5 separate regions of the Homo sapiens genome follow, and all the other regions are linked to region 4. Evidence: chromatin contacts called from ENCODE Hi-C or POLR2A ChIA-PET data. All regions are on one chromosome and are shown on one strand. The core of a region is the stretch at or near the end of the contact, and the rest is flanking DNA. Distances in the headings are between cores, read along the strand shown. Region 1 overlaps PAX5 (paired box 5). Region 2 holds the start of HINT2 (histidine triad nucleotide binding protein 2). Region 3 holds the start of MSMP (microseminoprotein, prostate associated). Region 4 has its middle 71 kb from the start of RNF38. Region 5 overlaps ZCCHC7 (zinc finger CCHC-type containing 7).

Region 1 (3,397 bases), core at 27-2,526, 520 kb before region 4:
GCTTTCTGGAACCAGCCCACTCCCCTGTGGGGATTTCCAGTGTTGGGTCATTGGTCCTTCACAACTGGCTGAGACCCAAGGATTCTTTAGGGTCCAGTGTGGAGTATGGGTGAACAGGCAGCCTCTCCATCTCCTTTTCCCAGTGTGGCTTTGGGGGCAGGAAGGAGGTTACCACCATTTTGTCTTGGCCTCTGCTGGGGCTTTCCAAGGGCAGGTCCCCTCCCTGGCCCTCTGTGTGCTGTCCCCTGGATGTAGAGAGGTGTCTACATGTCCCCTCATGTAGAGAGGTGGGTTGTTACCTGAGTTCTCTTTTTGTCTAGGAAGGAGTCAGGACCAAGGTTCTGCTGGGGTGTGGTCGTGGTGGGGGCATCACGTAGAACCCAGGGGGGAATTGGCAGCCTGGTAGCCATGCTTTCCTTGGCTTGCCCTGTATTGATGATGATTTTGAATTAGTTACCAACATTGCAAAATCAGGAAATTTCATGTATGGATGGATGCCTGGCTTCTTTGGGGAAGAAAAATCAGATCTGGCAACCCTGGGGCAGCTGGCAGCCTGGCAACCCACAAGGCAACAGTCATCTGGGGCTGCTGGGCCCGAGTTCTCATGCGCTCCCCGCTCAAGTTGCTCTCGGCACTTGTGCTCTGTTTTCCTTGGCCTGAAGGTCTTTGAGCTTCTGGAGTCTTAGCATGAACTCTAAAGAAACCAGTTTGGCTCAGTCTCTGCCTGTGGCAGCTGAAGCTAATGGGAGGCAGATCCTGGAACTGGCCGGTGGGGCCGAGTGTGCGTGCGTGTATGTGTGTGGTCAGGGAAGTGGGTAGTCAGGCTTACAGGCCAGAGGTGGGTAGGGTAGCGGAGGCAAGAACTTAGGGCAGTGGCCAAGCAGCCACACTCCTTGGCAGGTCATGTGCTCTATACCCTGCAGGTAGGGTAGTCCAGGCACAGAGGGCGCAGGCTTGGCCCAAGGGTATGCAGGGGGCAGTTAGTGGCAGAGATGGTGAGGACCTGGTTTCCATCTCCCTGCCTGGCGGGCCACTCTCCCCTGTGATCTCTGTCCTGATCTTGTAGCTGTGGGCACCTCAGCTGAGACCCAGATAGACAACTGCTGGAGGCCTCTGTGGTAACGCAGGGCATCTGAGGCCAGGTGGCCAATTGGAGGGGCTCCTGGGGCCTTTCCCTAGTGCCCAGGGCCTGTCCCACGGGTGGGGGCTCAGGTTTCGGTTCCTCCTCGCTCCTGGGTCCCCAAGTTTCACTTTGATTCAGTGAGCGAGAGCCCCCGTGAGAGCCAACGCCGCTGAACCCCCACCCTCTCTGTTTGTGCACCTGGTTTGCCCCAGCCCCTCCCCCTCCTCTTACCCCCAGTTCCTTTTCCCATGGGGTGGTGTACTGGTGTTCGGGAGAGCCCTGGGGGTATGGGAGAGGGCAGGGTGCTGCCATGTGGGGATCTCAGTTCAGGGAATCAGTTTGGGGGCCAACCAGTAAAAGAGTGGTGGGGCCGATGGAGGGGGATATAGTCTCATCTGCTGTGGGCAGTCCCCTGCCAAGGCGGTCTGGAACTTGAGGTGAAATGGCCTTGGCTTTCTCCACCCTGCATGCCCTGCTGCCCCATGGGGAAGAGAATCCCACAGTCCTTTCTCTCTGGCTTGGGAATATGGTTTAATCCCTGGCTGCATAGCCTGTGGGTCAGAGAATTTACAAGGCTTCAAACCCCTGCCCCTGCTGTGTCCCTTCTTCCTGTCCCTTTCTCTGTCTGGGCCTCAGTTTTTCCATCTAAAACAGGAGATCAATGAATTGCTGAGGTTTTTTTCTGGCACCAAAATTTTGAGTTTCTCCTGGTTCCATCTCAAGTCCTCTTGGCATTATTGTAGGGCAGCAGTTCTCAAATGTTTGGTCCTGGGTCCCTTTAAACTCTTAAAAATTATCAAGGACTTCAAGGAGCTTTAGTTTATGAGGGTTAATTAAAATGGATGAAAGTTTAAAATATTTATTTATTAAAAATAACAGTAACAAACAAGTAACATAAATAATATTTTTGAAATAAGAAAGAACCGAATCTTCCAAACCCAAAATTTAGTATGAATGGCATTGGCTTACAGTTCTGCAGATCCCTTTAGTGTCTGGCTTAATAGAAAACAGCTGGACTCTCATAGCTGCTGCTGTATTCACTCCGTTGTGATGGAACACATCTTACAGCTTCTGAAAACCTCCACTGTAGACTCGTGAGAGAATGAGAGTGAAGAAGACAAATCACACATTAGCATTAATATGAAAATAACAGGTGCAGCAAACCACTATGGCACATGTATACCTGTGTAACAAACCTGCACATTCTGCACGTGTATCCCAGAACTTAAAGTAAAATAAAAAAACAATGAAAATAATTTTGTCCTCACAGATCACCTGAAAGTATCTTGGGGACCCCTTCTTCCAACCCTGGCAGGGCTCCCTGGACTACACTTTGAAAATTTCTGCTTCAGGCTGCTGCAAAGTCTGAACTTGCCTACTTATCACTCATATAGATAAGGTGAGCAATTAAGTGGTTTCAGTTAAAAGAAAGGTGTCATCAGTCATTTCTCCTGTTCTTAGCTCCTTAAGACAGTGGGAGCCATGGCAGGTCTTTGAGCTGAGGAGGGAGTGACAAGACACACTGGGTTTTGGAAATCCTCCACTAGCCGATTGGGATATGTATGTAGTGCTTCTTGCTTCTATCCCAGGTTGAGCTCCCACGGAAAGACATAGCTACCGAGCCTTCTCCCCTTCCCAGCAGATTGTTGGTAGGGCTTGAGGTCTGATTTCCCTCCAGCAGGCTTTCTTCTGTGCCAGCAGCAGCCAGCTCGTGCCACCCGAGAGCCTGGGGAGTGAGTGTTTCAGAACCCTGCCTATTCTCCCCATCCAGCTTAGCTCTGTACTAGCCTGCAGCCACCTGGAGACCCCATCTGGGGCATATTTTTGATGGGAAGAAAACCTAGCAATGCTATTGATTGGGAATGAAACAAAATAAAATAAAGAAGTGGGTTTGGTATTTATCTTGACTCCTGGCATTTGAGGAAAAGCAGGTCTAAAAGACAGTTGACAAAGGGGAGATTTTTGTTCTGATTCCACAGGGGCTTCTGGGTGTTTCTGGAATGTTTCTGGTTGACTCATGTGTGTGTGTGGGAGGGTTGGGGGGTGGGGGCGAGGTGTGTGTGTGCCCGCATGTGTTTAATTTTACTTTGAAATTTCTAGTTTTCATTTTTATTAGTACAAATTAACATTTGTGTTAGTCCTTCCTTGGGGCATTTTATCCCTGTGTTAGAATAAACTGTGGGAGAGGGAGAACAAGAGAATGTCTTAAGGTAATTTGAGAAAAATTGAGAGAGGAAGAAGGATAAAAGGTGTGAGAGAAGGTATGTGTGAGAA
Region 2 (3,350 bases), core at 741-3,240, 660 kb after region 4:
AGTGCTTTGTATCCACCTATCCTCCAGACTGGCTTCCTTCCTCTTCCTAGATCCCAGATCCACTTATCTCTCGCCCTTCTCCAGGGCAACTCTAGGGTCTCCCAGTGTCCCAGAGGCACCACAGAGAACTGCAGCCTCTGGGGCCCAGAGAAGAGGCCATTCTACATTTCCTCACAATTAGGGGGGCCATCTGTTCCTCCAAGGGAAGGAATGCAATCTGGACTGCTAGGATCCCTGGGGAAAATCACAGAATCAAATGTCTGCCCTTTAGAGGAGAAAGGATTTTCTAACAATAATATAGCTATACAAAAGAGATTGTTATATCTCTAGAAGCAAAGTTCCCCAACAGTGGTTATATGCCCCATGATAACCATTCACCTAAAACTAATTCAACTAATAGTCAACAATAGAGTTAGGATTACTATGATAAACTCATTGAAGGAAATAATAAGCAGCCAATACAAACTATATTTACGTAGACTGTAAAAATATGAAAAATTGATTACACATGGGTTAGTATCATATGCAATACATATTACATATTATGAAAAAAAGACAGGAAACACCAAATGTTATTCATTCAACAATTACTGACCACCTATATGTATCAGGTCATGTGTTTAAAAAAAAAAAAAAGAAAAAAAGAAAAACCAAAGAAACAGTGGTAACTTGTCCTATGTGATATCAGACTAAAACTTACCTAGCGTCTGAGAATATTAGTATTTTGTGACCCCACGTTTCTTATGTCAAAAATATATATTCCAGCAGTGCAAACCTGACTTATTGGTGCCTCATACCTGTAATCCCAGCACCTTGGGAGGCCGAGGCAGGAGGATCACGAGGTCAGGAGATCGAGACCATCCTGGCTAACACGGTGAAACCCCGTCTCTAATAAAAATACAAAAAATTAGCCGGGCGTGGTGGCGGGTGCCTGTAGTCCCAGCTACTCGGGAGGCTGAGGCAGGAGAATGGCGTGAACTCGGGAGGCGGAGCTTGCAGTGAGCCGAGATCGCGCCACTGCACTCCAGCCTGGGCGACAGAGCGAGACTCCGTCTCAAAAAAAAAAAAAAAGAAAAAAGAAAAAAAGAAAAAAAAAGAAAACACCAGGCACCGAGCTAACTGTATCACACACCTTTTCCGATTAGAAAAGAACAATGAATACATACTCCTTTGCTTATTATAATTCTTGTGCGGCAAATATAGGACACTCTTATCTCCTCCTGCTCAAAAAAAAAAAATGCAAAAACCACAGACTTTTTAATCTATGGAGTGAATGCGTTAACAAGAACATAGAATTAAGGAAGAATTTCCCTTAGATAAGTACATTAAAATCTCCAAAATGCTCAAGGGACTGAAACTGCCCTTGTGGAGAAAATGCTGCGCATCAGCCCCGCCAGTTAAAACAAACAAACAAACACAAAAAAACACACCTCATCCCCGTTCACCTTTAGCCCCACCCCGGGTGGTTCTTGGAGCCAATAAGCGCCGGATGCCCTCAGAGCCCCGCCCTCCTCCTGGCCAAAGCGGTGAGAGGGTCTAAAACAGCCCTTTCTGCAGCAGGTGGCGGAGCCCCGCCCCCTTCTCCCCGCGCACCAATAGGAACCAGACCTGAAGAGGACGAACCAAGAACGAAAAGAACCACCCACTCGGGAGCCGCAACCTAGAAGCCAGAGTTGTGTATCAGATTCAACTAGGAGAAAATCCCACCTCCAGGCTCCATTAATCCTTCCAATGGAGTGGAAGTTTCTCTCACAGAGAAACTAGTAAGGGGATCCAATGGGAAAAGAACGTTCACACGGACTAGAAGACGAAACCAATGGAATGGAAAATTGTCCTCGCGTTGGTAGAAGCAGCCAATGAGATGAAAAGAGCCCGCCTCCAAAGTGGCTGCAGAGGCAATGGGGTGAATCGTGCTCAGAGGCGCGCTCCAATGGGGTAGCAGGGCTCGCCCGGCCGCCACTACCCCGCTTCCCCGCGCCCGGAGTCCCCACCCACGGCCGGCCGCGGAGCCGAGTGCTGACCCGGGTGAGAGGTTCCCGCGGCTCAGGGAAGATGGCGGCAGCCGTGGTGCTGGCTGCTGGGTTGCGCGCGGCGCGCAGAGCCGTGGCGGCCACGGGGGTGCGCGGGGGGCAGGTGAGAAGTGGCGCGGGAGCGAGTAGGGGGTCCTGCGGGCTCCGAAGCCATCCGGGGCCAGGGGGTCCCGAAGGCGCGCAGAGCCGCGCAGAGCTCCTGCCTGTGGCCTCTGCCCCTCCGAGGCACAAGCTCCGGGGCTGTGTGGTGAGGTCGAACTGGTGGCTCCGGAGAACGAGCTGGTGCTGATTCCCGCCCTGCGCAGGCCGGGGCGCCGAGGTCGGGACAGGGTCAGTGCAGCGGCTGCCGCCTTCTTTCCACTGCCTGCAGCCCAGCTGGCCCGATGCCCCCTGCAGGAAATGAGCTTTCTCTTCTTGGAGCCAGTGCTCTGCCCTCCTCAGGCTTCTGGCCTCCTAATGAGCACTAGTGTTAACCTCTCTTCTGCACTTGCCAGAAGCGGCTCGGAGGTCAGAGAATTCATTCCGTCCCGTTCTCCCCCAACGTGATGCAATGACATCAGCCTTCTCTGAATCCCTTACCCGAAGTTCCCTGGGGCTAGGGGAGCAGAGGTCACTTAGCTGAACTCTTACCTCCACTCATTCAAGGGACAAGAGTTAAAATTCACAGAGTCACATGTGACACCCAGATGAGGGGTCAACTAGTGTCAAACAGGGCGATTGCATTAAAACTTAAATAAAACAGGCGACAAGGCTTAAAGATCAGAAAACAAGTAACGGAAATAAGTGGAAATGTACTAACAAGGTGAGAGTGGAAAGAGATTCAAGCCATCGCAAGAGATTATGGAAACCATCCCTTTATTTTATATTAGAAGCTGAGAGAAGGAATTTATCTGAGGTAATTCAGTGGTATGGTAAGGTAGGAACTGAGACCAAAATCCCCAGTCTCTCATTCTAGATCCTTTCCCTAAACAGTGCTATATTTCGTGGACACATGAGCAGGAATCAATTGCACTGCTGAATCCTGATAATAATACCGCCTGTTATCTAACCAGGTCCAGCACCTTCTGGCCCTACCCTTTGCTGCTGGTGCTCTGAAATTCAGGAACTTTCCTCCTGGGTGGGAACGATGAATAGGTTATTAGAAGGACGAAATTAACAACTATCAGAGCCCAGCTTCTGCCAGCTCCCTCCTTTGAATATGGTCGATCCACCTTCAGGTCCGAGGAGCTGCAGGTGTGACTGATGGGAATGAAGTGGCCAAGGCCCAGCAGGCAACTCCTGGGGGAGCAGCCCCAACCATCTTCTCCCGGATCCTGGACA
Region 3 (3,050 bases), core at 471-2,970, 720 kb after region 4:
GGCAGGATGATGAGAAAAGGACATCTTGTCCTAGGGTAGAGGCGAGGGTGCAGATCTGGGGGAAGAAGGCTTATTGGGAACAGTTTCTCAAACTAGACATTCAGAAGTCAATACAAGGGCCAAAACCAAAATGTTCCTGGAGGTACCTGTTTTTGAAAGAGGTGGGAAAGGTGACATGGATTAGGGGTCTCCATCCCCCAGGCCACAGGCCAGTACCAGTCTGTGGCCTGTTAGGAAGCGGGAGCACAAAGCAGGAGGTGGGCGGCAGGCGAGTGAGCATTACCGCCTGAGCTCCTCCTCCTGGCAGATCAGCAGAGGCATTAGATTCTCACAGGAGTGCAAACCCCACTGTGAACTCCGCATGCAAGGGATCTAGATTGCACACTCCTTATGAGAATCTAATGCCTGATGATCTGAGATGAAACAGTTTCATCCCAAAATCATCTCCCCGCTGCTATCCCCCTCCATCCACTGGTGGAAAAATTGTTTTCCACAAAACCGGTCCCTGGTACCAAAAAGGTTGGGGACTGCTGACAAGGAGTATGAGTGTGAAAGGTGCAGAGGTCTATGCCAGGAGACAGCCATCCCCAATAGAAGCCCTCAGCTATGCACAAACTGCTTAATGTCATTCAAAGAAAATAATGTCGCCCATTTTGCCTCAGAGCTTTAGCCCCAATCACAGCAACTGCTATTTCCTGACGCTTACGCACCAGAGATGGTGATAAGAGCACTGCACGCATTATCTCAGTAATCCTCATAACAGCCCAATGAGTTGGCATTACTATCCCCAATTTATAGATGAGGAAACAGGCTCAGAGAGGTGAAGTAATCTGACCAGGTTACATAGCTAAGTGGAGTCAGGATCTGAATCCAAGAAGACTGTCTCTACAGCCCATGCTCTCAATAATCCATCCTGGGCTCCTCCAGAACCTGTGGGAAACTCAGAGGATGCCAAATGATAAATTCCTAAAAACCTCACTCCATTATATATGGGAGGAAAGAGAGGACACCTCTGTGAACCTGGAGTGATTCATCCCATCAGGGCACTTAGAGATGCTCCTCTTTGAAAGGGGAAAGAACCATCCCCAGATGTGGGGTGATCCCACATCTGCTGTATGTTTGAAGGTGATAAGCAATGGACAGTTCACCTCTGGAATGCCTGAGGAAAAGAGACCCTCCCCACCATCTCTGAGGGGCAGCCCTATTTCTTGGATACATTAGGGAAACCCTGCCCTAGGATCTGAGGGAAACACAGTCTCCACTCCAGGTGCCTGCTCACTCTCCTGGAGCTTCTGGCCGTCGCACCCTATTGCAGCTCCTGGGTTTGGCTGGGGCACAGGATTAACCATCCCCAGGAAATGCCTCCCTCCGGTCCAGGCAGGGATCCCAGCATACACACCCCTGGTGGTGGCAGTGGGGGAGAAAGGGGGAAGGTGGAATGCTTCCTTCTCTCCAGGTCAGGGAAGAGATCTGGGGACCACCTGGGGGCCCTCGCCCCTCCTGCCTCCTTGCTGGGGAAGTGCCCAGTCCAGTGCCCCCTCCATGGCCACCTCCCTCCCTCTAGCTGTGCCGGGGCATGAATCAGCTCTCACAGCTTGTTAAAGCTAGACCTCTTGTTTTCATGCCCTCACCTCAGGAAACAGAGTTACAACTTTTCCAGCTCTACTCAGCAGGGGGCCAGGGTCCTCACTTTATAAACATCCCCAGCCTGTGAGAGCAGAGGGCAGGGAGATAGTGTGAGACAGGAGCCCAGGGGAGAAAGACAGAAACTAAGACTCAAGGAGCAACGCAAAGCAAAGTCAAGGAGTCAAGACCAGAGTAGCTGAGCAGAGGCCAAGAAGGGTCTGAGAGGGCTGTGCAGCAGCAATGGCCCTAAGGATGCTCTGGGCTGGACAGGCCAAGGGGATCCTAGGAGGCTGGGGGATCATCTGCTTGGTGATGTCTCTACTCCTCCAGCACCCAGGAGTCTACAGCAAGTGCTACTTCCAAGCTCAAGGTAAAGTGGGGTGAAGCGTTAGGAATGGAGGAGCAGCAGAGAGGGCACAGGGAGGATGGGGCCTTACAGATGATCCCGTGTCAAAATACCCAGGCTTCCTCCAGCTGTGAAACAGGAAAGACAAACTAAATACGGGGATAGTGCGTACTTACTGTCTCCACCCCAGACCAGAAGAGCCTCTGCCTCTCATCAGCACTCCTACACCTACTAACATTTCCCGTTCTTCCCTAGCCCCCTGTCACTATGAGGGGAAATATTTTACCCTGGGTGAGTCTTGGCTCCGCAAGGACTGTTTCCATTGCACCTGTCTGCATCCTGTTGGCGTGGGCTGCTGTGACACGTGAGTGACCAAAGATGGCCAGAGAGAATGACTCTGATATGAGTGACTGAGGGATGACCAGGGAGTGACTAGATTGCTGTGATGTAAGAATGAACAGAAGAGCAATACAAGATGGGCCAAACCTGAAGGGACCAACACTAGTGTGAAAGATAAGGCTTCAGGCTATAAATCAGGGGAGGTTGGGGTGGACCTGGAGAGAAAATACTCCTGTTATAAAACAAAAAGGCCCACATATGGTAGGTGACAGCTTAGTTAGGAGGACCAAGGGGCCACTGAAAGGGGCTCTGTGGGGGGAAAACTGTGAGAGAGGGAACATGTGGGCAGGGATAAAGGCAGCCTTTCACTGTGCTGACTCCTTCCCCTATCCTTGGTTCCCCAGGTCCCAGCATCCCATCGACTTCCCGGCTGGGTGTGAGGTACGTCAGGAGGCAGGAACCTGCCAGTTCTCCTTGGTGCAAAAATCTGACCCTCGGCTGCCCTGCAAAGGGGGAGGGCCTGACCCAGAATGGGGCTCAGCCAACACCCCTGTTCCTGGGGCTCCTGCTCCCCACTCCAGCTAAACTCAACTGATCATCCATCTGCTGACTGCTCACTGCTGCTGCCACTTCCAGGGAAACCACTAGCAGCTGCCAATGTATTCTGAACAAATAAATTAATGCTATAGCTGAAAGCCCGACTCTCACTGTCCACGACATTGGACCCCAGGTGGAAAAA
Region 4 (3,125 bases), core at 438-2,937:
CATATTTAAGTTACTTCTTAGAAAAGATCCCATGCTCTGTGATTCTCAACATTAGATCTTAACTGAGTGCTTGTTTGGGCACTTAAACAGATGAAGAAAAACTTCTTGGCTGGGCTTGGTAGTTCAGTATCTCATCTGTATTGTGGGCTTAATAGGTATTGGTGGGCCATCCTGGGAACGTACCATTTAGAAAATGATCTATGGCAAAATGGGCTTCTAAGGTCAAAGCCAGATTATATGAACTTTTGGAATAAGGCCTGTTTTTTCTTTGAGTGCTGCTAACTGCTGGCCAGGGATGTCCAATCTTTTGTCTTCTCTGGGCCATGTTGAAAGAATTGTCTTGGACCACACATGAAATACACTTGAAGAAATTTATGAATTTGTGTTGGGCTGCATTGAAAGCCATCCTGGGCTATGGGTTAGAGAAGCTTGGTTTATGGATACCTAGGAAGGAAAAATGAATTCTCTGCCTTTCATAATTACTAAACTGTGGAATTCATAGGAGGAAGACATTGATTCTATACAGGCAGGATAAAAGCTGATTAATCCAGATAATTGAAGAGTTTCTACACACTCACTGTTCTTAGTTTTTAAAATAACCTTAGGTTTAGACCATATCTAGAGATTGATATGTTTGGTGGCTCTTAAGACATTGTTGACTGTCTTTGCTAATGGCAGGAATGTAAGTCAAGAACTCTTGTAATCGAATTATCTAATATTTTTATTAAAACTGCATATATAGTTGAAAACAAATTGTTATTTTAAAATTGTTTTTTTAAAATTGATATTTTAAAGCTTCAAGTAAAAGCTACCATTATTTGCTAAAAAAAAGAAACATTCCTCTTCCCCAAACAAATCCAAGAAGCAAAGCAAGAAGTGAAAAGATTTGACTTTTTAAAGTGAATTTGTAAATTGGATGCGGTGGCTCACCTGTAATCCCAGCTACTTGGGAGGCTGAGGTGGGAGGATGACTTGAGGCCAGATGTTTGAGACCATCCCAGGCAACATAGCAAGACTCCATTTCTAAAAAGAAGTAAAGTAAATTTATGTGCAACTCATAAATTCTGTGTTGAGATAAAAACTGAAGTTACAATTTGACTCTGGAATGTTTAGTTAGTACTATACATCTTTTGAGTCTAATTGACAGGGTGAGTTTTGTTTTGTTATTTTGAGATAAGAGTCACTATTTTGCCCAGGCTGGCCTGGAACTCCTGGGCTCAGGCGATCACTTCAGTCTCTGGAGTAGCTGGGATTACCGCTTCAGAAGTGATTTTGACAAGTTATTCTGGAACTGTGTTGGAGAAGTTTAAAAAAGGTTGGGGTGGGAGTCGAAATCAAACTAGTTTTACCATACCAGGATCTTTTTGTAGCACATTTGAGATGTAAACATGTTTCCTTTTGAAATTTGGTAGAATAGTTATATTATTTTTCCCAATGCTATGTGATTAAAAACACAAGGCTCAAATTTATTTTTAAGGCTTGATTAAAACCTCTTGTTTCTATGGAAGAAAAGTTATTAAATTGAAAGGGGGCTTTAGAAATTTTAATTCCAAGATTGCTTTAAGAAGAGAGAGGCAAGTCAAATTGGATATGGGCCTCACAGAATTGACCTTGCTACTTCCTGGGTCTGGGAAACTGAGGGGGCTATGTTGCATTGGGGCGGGGCGGAAGCCTGGTAGGAGCTAGAAGTGAAACTGGAAGTGCCTTAAAAAAGCACATCGTTGTGTTAGGCTGAGTCAAGCTGGAATGAGCAGTGAGACAGTACAATTCTTAGGCATAAATATGTACGTAGTTCACCTGTAGATTTGCTGGAAGAGCCGACATGTTTGCAGTACCACAGACCAGAGAAGTCTCAGTGGAGGAAAATGAGAGAGAAGCAAAGGGAGAGATGGAGTTAGGGGCCTTCGGGTTCAGATTTTGAAATAAAATCTATGAGTCTTTGAGGGAGGCAGCAGGAAGTTAAAGGTGGAATACTGGAAATAGTTTTCCTTCCTCCATGCTGTATGGAGATGGGGGCTGCTGCATGGAAGTGGGGGCTAGATGTTGGTGAAGGTGTCCTTGTTCGAGCAGAGAAGGTAAGGTATATCCCCTTGGTTGGTTTGTTTTAAGGTGACAGATTCCTGCTACAATATTAGCAATACAAACAAAGGTTAGACAATCTTGTTAATTTTATTATGCCTGGGGTTAAAATTGAAATTCCCTTATTTTAAAAGAAAAATAGCTTATAACATAACAGTGACATCTAAGCGGAATAAATTTCCATGGCAGTTTAATGGTAGTTGTGTGCTTTCTGTCACACACACAACATACTCTTGTCTAACTAGGGCATGCAGTGCTGTTTTTCCCACAGGATTGGTAAGTGATAGATTCATATTCAAAGAGAGAAAAACCACTGCTCTTTCAGTGGGCCTCCCCTACTTCCCATTCCCAGAAACCACTCAGACACTGTGTGGATGGGTGCGAAGCATTATGGATTGGGGCTTATGGTTTGTGGCCCTGAGGTAGACCAGGGGGATCTTGTTAAAATGCCGATTTCTGGCAAGGCATCAGGTGATGGTGAAGAAAGTTTTGAGTACCAGGAGGTAGAGTAGTGGTTCTTAGACTTTAAAAGCTGGACACCCCCACCAGTGCTTTTGATTCACCTCACTGGGTGGGGCCTGCAGATTTCATTTTAAACAGGTTCCTAGGTGATGCTAATGCACATGAAGGGCAGGGTGTGTTCTGAGAGCCACTGTGGTGGAGTAGAAACAACCGAGGAGAATCAAGCCCATCCATCTCATCCTGGCTTCTTGAGCATTATTTCCTTTTTCTTTGTTTTTGTTTTGAGACAGGGTTTCACTCTGTCACTCAGGCTAGAGTGCAGTGGCATGATCCTGGCTCACTGCAGTCTCGATCTCCCCAGGCTCCAGTGACCCTCCCTCCACAGCCTCCCAAGTAGCTGGGACTACAGGTGGGTGCCACTACTCCCGGCTAATTTTTTGTATTTTGTAGTAGAGACGGGTTTTCGCCATGTTGGCCAGGCTGGTCTCAAACTCCTGGGCTCAAGTGATCCACCTGCCTTGGCCTCCCAAAGTGCTGAGATTACAGGTGTGAGCCACCGCACCAGGCTTTGAACATTATATATA
Region 5 (3,315 bases), core at 192-2,691, 830 kb before region 4:
GAGGTCGGGAGTTCAAAACCAGCCTGACCAACATGGAGAAACCCCATCTCTACTAAAAATACAAAACTAGCTGGGCGTGGTGGCGCAGGTCTGTAATCCCAGCTACTTGGGAGGCTGAGGCAGGAGAATCGCTTGCGCCTGGGAGGCGGAGGATGTGGTGAGCCGAGATTGTGCCATTGTACTCCAGCCTGGGCAACAAGAGTGAAACTTCATCTCAAAAAAAAAAAAAAAAAAAAAAAAAGAGGTAGAAAAACATAAAAGGAGGTGCCATAAAGGTAACTCTACTGCTTTTTGTCTGCCCCTCCCGCCTGCTGAGTCTTTTATACTTCTCCATGTGATTTTTTTTTTTTAATCTTTCTCTACTTATGTTTCAGATCGAGCAGGGGTACTGACATGCATCACTTAGACACCGCGGTAGCATTCAGTCAAAGCCACTGCTGACTTCTTTTCTTTCTTTCTTTTTTTTTTTTTGAGACGGAGTTTCACTCTTTTGCCCAGGCTGGAGTGAAGTGGCGTGATCTCGACTCACTGCAACCTCTACCTCCCTGGGTTCAAGCGATTCTCCTGCCTCAGCCTTCCGAGTAGCTGGGACTACAGGCGCCCGCCACCACACCTGGCTAATTTTTGTATTTTCAGTAGAGAAGGAGTTTCGCCATGTTGCCCAGTCTGATTTCGAACTCCTGACCTCAGGTGATCCACCCACCTCAGCCTCCCAAAGTGTTGGGATTACAGGTGTGAGCCACCACGCCCGGCCAGCCACTGCTGATTTCTATAACTGAATGTACACCATGTTTTTCTGAATGGGAGGGCTACTTAAATTTTGAGTTAGGGAATGGTGTTTTTATGACTTTGTCTTTTGTAAAGTTAGTACAGCTACCCAATATATCCATTCTTTTGAACAGCACAGGGTTACTGCCTACAAGACTGGATGATAATAAAAGACTGATAATCCAGTCTTCCTTTATAGAAATAAAGGAATGAGATAATTTCTTTCCACTGGAATCCTTTTAAGATCCATTCTGCCTACAGAGTGACCCAATTCTAACTGTCCCATATTCTAATCTAAATCTAGGATCTTGTAAGAGAGTACCAACAATGCATATCATATGGAATATCTAAAGAGGAACTGTAAATCCCAACCATGCTTTAGCTTGTTTGGTAGAATTCCATCTTTAAAAAAGTTTTCATCTTTTATTTGTTATTTTGCTGAACTGGCCAAGTGGACCACATGTAAGTACAATCTAGCTATCTCCCAAAACCAAGTTATAAAATTATTCTCTTTTTGTAGCATCTGCCACAATTAAGGCTAATAATCGACAAAGACAAACACCTGCCACATCCTAAAAATAGACTAACCATTTCCTTACACTGAAGAAGCAGTTATTTCCGGTGTTGATCTTTTTAGTGGTACCAGGCCATATGGGCTGAGAGGACTCACCGCAGGAGAGAAACAGAAAGGGAAAGGGGACTGGATGATTACAGCTATTAACTCACTGACAAAACTCAAGGCTGAACCAAGTTTCTGAAGAGTTAAATCACTCATATGCTAAAATCAAATGTTTTCTTATAAGCCACTTAAACTTATTAATGTTCCAAAAGTTATCATAATAAACTATGAAGCAAAGGAAATTATTATTCTGAATTTTAAAAACAATTTGATTTTACCTCAATGTCTTTGTCACTGATGGACCAGTTTATACCATCTTCTCCTACAAAACAAATAAATTATTACTTAACCGTGGCACTTTTAAAGGACTTATAGATTGACAATAGATTACACAATTTATGAGTACTCAAATTGGACCCCAAAGGTACACTGAGAAATGTTGAATACCTGAAATTCCTATTTTGGCTCTGTTATTAATTATGTGGCCCTGGACAAATACTTAACCTCTCTGAGTCTCAGTTTTCTGACCTGTGAAATGGGATAATAGTATTTTCCCTGTCTGCCTAAAAAGTCCTGTGAGAATAAAATGAGGTATGTGAAAATACATTGAAAAGCATCAGACTACATACAAATATTAAAACAAAAAAAAATCAGTGAAGGGCCCAAAAATACAACAGCAGATGCAGAATGAAATCTTAACTTCTTTTATCTGACTAAAGCAGAGCTTTACTGAGGCAGCTGTCACAACCCTCTCACACCTCCAGGAGGATCCACAGGAGGGAGATGACTGACACTGGGCACTGAGACATAACAAAAAAATTGTGTAAATGAGATCTTTCTGTCCTTTGACTCCCTAAGCTACCCCCTCTTGTTAAGTTGGTATATAGCCCCTTACTTCTTGTTTTTTTTGGAGACAGGGTCTTGCTCTGTTGCCAAGACTGGAGTACAGTGGTACCATTTTGGCTCACTGCAACCTCCGCCTCCCAGGCTTAAGCAATCCTCCCACATCAGCCTCCTGAGTAGCTGGGACTACAGGAACTTGCCACCACGCTAGGCTAATTTTTATAATTTTTTTGGTAGAGACAGGGTTTCACCATGTCACCCAGGCTGGTCTCAAACTCCTGAGCTCAAGAGATCCACCCACTTCAGCCTCCCAAAGTGCTGGCATCTGTGGTGTGCCACAGCAAGAGGCATAACCCCTTACTTCTATAACCCTCTAAACTCTTCTTCAGAGTTACTGATATTGAGTGCTCCTTCAAGTGTGAATAAACCTTATCTTTTCTCCAGTTAACCTGTCCAGTATCAGTTAACTTGCAGGCCCACAATTTGAACTCAGCTTGGTAGAGGAAAAGTATTTCTACCAAATATGAGTATTAACTGTGTCCACTAGCTTTGCATTCTACATGACTTTCATTATAACAATAAAAAAATTAGACTCTGAATAATATCTCACTAATAGGGTTAGGTTCTTAGCACTGTATTTTATAACATCAAAAACAGCAAAATAAAAGAAAAAAAAGGAGGCCAAATATCCAGAAACCACTGATTAATCTAAAAATACAACTGTAAAAACCTAGTGGGGGAAATAATCTCCCACATTTTCTTGTATCAGCTATTTTCTTTTCTTTCCACTGTCCTTTCACAAACGTGCAAATGGCTGCTATTCCTTTGGTCCACCCATGGCCAAGGGGGAAGGGACCTATGACTAATGCAGAAACTAAAGTGTTGACAAAAGGACTGAAAGATCTTTTTCTCCCTTTAAAGCTAAGATTTCCTCTGTCCTCCTACCTTACTACTTTCCTCTATCTCAAAAACACAAATCAAGCTTGACTTGTTTCTTTGAAAGGCTTTTGAAGAGACATGAAGTAATCTACATTTTCCCAGGCCTACCAGGAGTAAGTGTCTAGAGATATATTTTTAAATAAAAA

The links. A loop is a pair of places that touch in the nucleus more often than their neighbours do. ChIA-PET counts read pairs that join two places held with the same protein, here RNA polymerase II (POLR2A). Pooled maps may share reads with other maps.
Region 1: a loop to region 4 is called in a pooled map, with 3 times the contacts of the local background. The contact joins two enhancer-like sites. A Hi-C loop is called at or near these places in 2 of 37 single-sample maps with no recorded cell type and 3 of 50 pooled maps.
Region 2: a loop to region 4 is called in a pooled map, with 6 times the contacts of the local background. The contact joins the promoter of HINT2 here to the enhancer-like site in region 4. A Hi-C loop is called at or near these places in 2 of 37 single-sample maps with no recorded cell type and 9 of 50 pooled maps. POLR2A ChIA-PET finds 5 or more read pairs at or near these places in 1 of 52 experiments (activated T-cell).
Region 3: a pooled map shows a loop between it and region 4 (2.3-fold over the local background). The contact joins the promoter of MSMP here to the enhancer-like site in region 4. A Hi-C loop is called at or near these places in 6 of 50 pooled maps. POLR2A ChIA-PET finds 5 or more read pairs at or near these places in 2 of 52 experiments (H1 and endothelial cell of umbilical vein).
Region 5: a pooled map shows a loop between it and region 4 (4-fold over the local background). The contact joins two enhancer-like sites. A Hi-C loop is called at or near these places in 1 of 37 single-sample maps with no recorded cell type and 2 of 50 pooled maps. POLR2A ChIA-PET finds 5 or more read pairs at or near these places in 1 of 52 experiments (H1).

The regions. Positions count from the first base shown.
Region 1 is chr9:36,991,895-36,995,291 of GRCh38, reverse strand. The region is part of intron 5 of PAX5 (paired box 5); the gene reads left to right. Among named protein-coding and RNA genes, the nearest start is that of PAX5, 41 kb to the left of the region's middle. RefSeq lists enhancers at 32-91, 122-281, 1,592-1,641. Within about 2 kb of position 1,276, at least 4 of the 41 ENCODE cell types and tissues checked have a DNase peak (open chromatin) inside an H3K27ac peak, as active enhancers do.
Region 2 is chr9:35,813,682-35,817,031 of GRCh38, reverse strand. HINT2 (histidine triad nucleotide binding protein 2) reads left to right here and starts at 1,990. Exons shown (of 5, transcript NM_032593.3): 1 at 1,990-2,133; 2 at 3,248-3,350. The coding sequence starts at 2,053. FAM221B (family with sequence similarity 221 member B) reads left to right here. Exons shown (of 7, transcript NM_001012446.4): 7 at 1-641. RefSeq lists silencers at 1,348-1,527, 1,858-2,177 and an enhancer at 1,618-1,797.
Region 3 is chr9:35,752,946-35,755,995 of GRCh38, reverse strand. MSMP (microseminoprotein, prostate associated) reads left to right here and starts at 1,720. Exons shown (of 3, transcript NM_001044264.3): 1 at 1,720-1,996; 2 at 2,228-2,336; 3 at 2,716-3,006. The coding sequence starts at 1,867. The coding sequence ends at 2,896. RGP1 (RGP1 partner of RAB6A GEF complex) reads right to left here. Exons shown (of 9, transcript NM_001080496.3): 9 at 1-3,050. RefSeq lists an enhancer at 1,907-3,050.
Region 4 is chr9:36,469,678-36,472,802 of GRCh38, reverse strand. It overlaps a transcript of RNF38 not described here. Among named protein-coding and RNA genes, the nearest start is that of RNF38, 71 kb to the right of the region's middle. Within about 2 kb of position 1,687, at least 30 of the 41 ENCODE cell types and tissues checked have a DNase peak (open chromatin) inside an H3K27ac peak, as active enhancers do; they include endothelial cell of umbilical vein, where a contact is called at or near this core.
Region 5 is chr9:37,300,582-37,303,896 of GRCh38, reverse strand. ZCCHC7 (zinc finger CCHC-type containing 7) reads right to left here. Exons shown (of 9, transcript NM_032226.3): 3 at 1,666-1,709. Among named protein-coding and RNA genes, the nearest start is that of LINC01627, 93 kb to the left of the region's middle. RefSeq lists an enhancer at 1,356-1,405. Within about 2 kb of position 1,441, at least 5 of the 41 ENCODE cell types and tissues checked have a DNase peak (open chromatin) inside an H3K27ac peak, as active enhancers do.